2 separate regions of the Homo sapiens genome follow, and region 1 is linked to region 2. A link is a loop called in an ENCODE intact Hi-C map of the cell type or tissue named here. Cell type or tissue: heart right ventricle. All regions are shown on one strand.

Region 1 (2,500 bases), 150 kb before region 2:
TCTTACCAAGATGGACATTTTAAAAATTGTTTCCACAGACTAAAAGAAGAAAAGTATAAGTTTTTATGTTAAGAAAATAAAACAAGTTTATAAAATAGAAAAGTTCAGAATCTTTCACTCAGGCCATAGCAGTGACAATTTTTTGACTTTGTATAATAATAAAATAAAATAAAGAAAAATTATTTTCACATGATAGTCACTATTTTTAAGTTAATATAAAGATAGCAAAGCTTTCAAGTTCTAATATGAGAGTTTTGCAATTTATTGCTTCTCAGTGCAATAGGGATTGAGAACATGTTTTCTTTGTTATGGGGATGAGAATGAGGTGATGGTATATTTCTCCAGAGGGGAACGTGACTAGAATGTCCACTTCATTTCCCATCTTACTTCCCTTCCTTCATTTCTCAATTATTGCCATTTATTAAAACCAGATGGAAGCAAAGTGATTTAAACATGGAATAATTCTATGTTATGTTATGAGATACGTGGATGTCCCAGTTTCAGGATTTTTGTGACAATGTTGTTTTTTTAGGTGCAGGCCATTCGCATAGTGAAACCATCTGTTTTGCTAAAGCCATGTGTTCTGAACAAATGACTCTCAAAAAGACTCATGGACTTTAGGTGGTGATGTAAGTCTGTGACTTACAAGGGAAATAGAAAATTTCTGGGATTTCTAAAGGGGAAGTTGTTTAAGTGGCAGTTGTCTGAATAGCAGGCCTATCAGGAACTAAGCTGATTGTAGAAGACTTCCCAGAAACCCTATAAGAATGAGAAAACTGGTTAAATAAACCCCTATAAGTAAATATTATAAATATTTATTTACAACAAATATTATAAAATTCTATTAATCTATAATAAATATTATAATAAAATTATAAATACTTATTTATAAGCAAATAAACTGCTGAGATAAACCCTTAAATTAGTTCCCCCCATTCTACCCCATGTTGTTTTAGAAAAATCAGCATACAGAATATAATTTCCTTCTTGAATGGAGTGCACTGGAATTTAGAGAAGGGAGAGGCTAATGTCTCATAATCTCTCTACCTGGCAGCATTTGACATTTGACACAATGACTAACTTTTGAGTTGGTGACTTGGGCGGTGTTGGAGGGTATAAAAGAGCATCCCATGGAGAGGCAATCATGTTCAACTGTCATTTATTTTTTAAATGGTGTGAAGCCCTGTGATGCCAACTTTCTGTATCTTTCCAGAGCTTCAGACTCACATGGCCTGGCCACTGCCCATTTCTCCTTAGGTATGTCACAAGTAACTTGTATTTGTTGTGGCACTTTGGAACAGACAGTAATTCAAGGAAATTTATCACAGAGATCAGGGCTCTCTAACCTGAAAGGGGAAGGAATGTACCCTGAAAGGGGAGGTCGTGGGCATCAAGGTTTGGTTGGCAGTCTGGGACTCTCTGTCTTGTCTCTGCTGCTTCTTTCAGTTTGTAGATTGTATTTTCTCTGCTCTGCTGTGAATGTGACCAGCAGTTTATGGGTTCTCCATTGCTCACAAGTGTATATATCATAGGTCCAGATATATGAAGAGACTGAGTTAGTTCTCTCTTGGTCCTTAGTCTTCCAACAAAGGCTAACAGAGTCAAAAGGATCTACATCGTTTCAACCACTAAACTATGGGACTGAACAAACTAATTAGTGAAAAAAGATGCAGACAGTAAGACAAAGGAGACAAAGGTGAGGCCAGTGACAAAGGAGAGGTTGGAGGAAACTGCATTTTGTCTAAAAGATCAGCATGTACTTTGGCAGTGGTTTCATTCTTCCTAATGAACACGGGTGAGAAACCTGGAGCTGTTGCTTCCATGACATGGTGGGTTCTAGGAAGGTCAAATCTGAAGGAGCAGGACTGACCCGATTCGAACTGGCACACACCCTGGGGGCAGGGATGGCAAAGGCAAGATAGGGTTCTGTTTTGAGAGGCTCTGAATTCTGGATTATTTCCTGAGCTGCACATGGCAAGGAGCAGTGCAGACCAGTAGGCATCAGAGAGATTGTATAAAATGAGAACTTTGTTCTAGAAACTTTTACTGGGGTCCAAGGATGGAGCAGAACTGCTAATAAAAGTGAACTAAAGTGTCATTTTTAAGGACTGATGTGCTCCAGAGGTCCGGACATAACTCAACCTGCAAGCTCTGGTGAGGAAAGGAGATCTGGGATTGGGGTTGGCGGTGGGTGAGAAGCATCCTCTAAATTAGTAGTAAAGGTTTCTGACTCTATAAAAGTACCATGGGCGAGCTGAGAAAAATGTGTGAGATCTTTATATTTATATAACATATAAATTTCTGTCAAAGCCAGGATATGGAGAATCTGTGAAAATTAATTCCCTAGTCAATTTACATGCAATGTAGCAAGAATATTAACTATAACTTGAATCTAATTTCTCGCTGATTTACATTATAACCTGGAGACAGTTTCTTCTACGTAAAATACAATAGTACAACGAGAAAACAGATAATCAGCAGTAAACTGTGGAGAGAAAAG
Region 2 (2,500 bases):
TGTGACTTTTTCAGGGAGTTTCCCCATGATTACATTTACATATTGATTATGAAATTTGTGGTTATTCAGGTTATATTTATTTTCCTGGATTTATGGCTTTCTGTTGCATTTTTGGGAATTTCTCTGCAAGTTTTGTTATCCAGGAACTCCCTTTCTCATGGACATTTTCAGCACAGGGTGGATAAGGAACTAAATTTAGCCACTTTTGGTTCTCATGTAAAAAATGGACTGGGGAATGGGTCAAAAACTTCTCCTCTCAAAATCAGTGTACTCAATGCAAATTTGTTATGTTTCTCTTATATTGAACATTAAGCTCTATTTATCAAACACTTCCCACATATGTTTTCCGTTAGCTTTAAACCCTGGTGAATTTTTGGAAGATACCCTAGCTTTTAATGGTCCCTTGAGGAAACTGCTGAAATTTTTCCAATTCATTTTATGTTGTGAAAACTAATTTTTATTCTACTTTAAATTGTGTCTTAAAAATGTCAAGGGTTTAAATTTCTATGAACAACTTCTTTGAATTTTGTCTCATAAATTAGGATTCCCATGGGCATATTATTTTCCTTAACATTTTAAAATTTTCAAGATTATATGACATTGTAATATTTACTTATTCTCCAGGGATGCAGTCTCCAAAGAAATTGGAAAGTTTTTTTTTGTTTGTTTGGTTGGTTGGTTGATTGTTGTTTGTTTTTACATTAAAAAAATTTTCCTAATTGGCTAGTAATACCTTAAATCCCAGCTGTATACTTCATATTTCAAAAAGGCTGAAGAATAAGCTGTCCCAAATGGCACTAAGATAATATCTATACGTAAAACAACATATGAGTCTCTTGTTTCTTTATTACCAATAAACTGCAAGATTAATTTCTTTGTTTCCCTCCAAACATCATTTTATTTGGAATGGAGTCATTGTAACATTTCTTTTATGCACTTAATGACCTAGATTTTTGTTGAACTCCGTAATCTAAACACCATTTAGATCTACTAATGGTGTAAGCCTTCTGTGCTGACAGAACACCCCATGTGCTAACTTTCAGCTTGGGTCCCCCGATATAAAGTCTGCTGGTAAAAGTTGCTGAGCACTGTCAGGCTTATCAACAGACTTCAGTGAGGAGTGTGGCATTTCAGTGATACTAAGCCAGGGCTGTGCTGTTCAGACATACCATTCATCACCTCCTTCACAGGGCCTGGACAGGCATTCCTGCTTCTAATCAGTACTTATATGGTGTTGGGAACAACGACAACAAAAAGATGTCCGCTGCACCAAAGTAGGACAGTCATTATATCTAGTGGTTGTTGAATTGGTCGTGTACTAATTGCTCTCATTGAGATATACTGCTCAAGAAAAATGAGGAATGAATAGCGGCCAGGACAGGCGTGAATGAGAAAGAGCTTCACAAATCCTTAGGTTTGGTGTTTCAGAGGAACCAATTGTTGAAGAGAAGGCCAGAAGCAAATAATGAAAATAGGCTCTGCAAGTATCTGCATTAATATACCAAATAAAATAAAGTTTATTTTTATTTGGATTATACAGAGCAATATTAATGCATTCTATATAGAAAATCAGACCACTGAACCAGAGGGCCCGCCTCTGTCCAAGACTGACTTGGTGTGATCAGACCTCACTGTGTTTTTAAACCTGCTGAGGTGTGGGAGGATATGGAGCCATGAATCTTTCCCTGCTTGGCACAAGATGAGTTGGTGGTGTCAGGTGTGGCAGTGGCATGATTCCTACTAGTGGTTGTTATAGCTGTCTTTGAAAAAGAGGTTCTCCTAAATATCCTACATTAGAAATTAACTAAATAAAGTATGGTTTGTAATTAGATTATGAAGAAGTCATTAAAATCACATTCTTTAAGAATATTTAACTACACAAAAGTATATACATATTTTAAAGGTAATATATACAGGTTCATCAAAAGAGTATATATAAATAATGCTACTACAGAATGGCATCCATTTAAAAAGCATGTTATAGAAGAATACTTAGTAATATGGGGAAATACATATATTGTTGAGTGAAATACTCAAGTTACACACAATATTTACTAAATGATTATAATTTTAACTACACAACAAAATACTCACTATTACAAAAAGGGGTAGGCAACAGGATGCAAAAATTATTAAAATGTGCCAAAATGTTTTCAGTATTTGTTTCTGGATGTTAGCATTATAGTAAATTTAAAATTTTATTTTTTATGTTTTTTTTTCTATTTCTTGGATATTCCACAATGACCATATGCTCTTATTATCACAGGGAAGATGTATTTTTAACAAAGAAATTTAAGGAAATATTTAAAGCAAATATGCCAGGCCTGGATCTATCAGTTCTAAATTTTGTTGAATAAGATTTAGAGCTATGTGGACAATATTTAATCTTGAGATTTGGGTTATATTGGACAGGTAAAATGTTAGTTGAATATATTTTTAATGGAATTTGATTCTCATGTTATTTCAGGGGTCTATTTTAAAGATAAATATGAAAGTAATA

What was found. A loop is a pair of places that touch in the nucleus more often than their neighbours do. Peaks named below come from ENCODE experiments on the same cell type or tissue, not always from the same donor. Only the 100,000 strongest peaks of a DNase experiment are listed, where the experiment ranks them.
Region 1: a loop joins it to region 2, with 2.1 times the contacts of the local background. A loop is called at or near these places in 6 of 110 quality-filtered maps.

Annotation. Positions count from the first base shown.
Region 1 is chr4:147,323,784-147,326,283 of GRCh38, reverse strand. No RefSeq gene overlaps it. Among named protein-coding and RNA genes, the nearest start is that of MIR548G, 20 kb to the left of the region's middle. In heart right ventricle, no CTCF peak of the experiment used is centred here; no DNase peak of the experiment used is centred here; H3K27ac peaks cover 1,095 bases.
Region 2 is chr4:147,172,674-147,175,173 of GRCh38, reverse strand. No RefSeq gene overlaps it. Among named protein-coding and RNA genes, the nearest start is that of MIR548G, 170 kb to the left of the region's middle. In heart right ventricle, no CTCF peak of the experiment used is centred here; a DNase peak (open chromatin) is centred at 1,193; H3K27ac peaks cover 973 bases.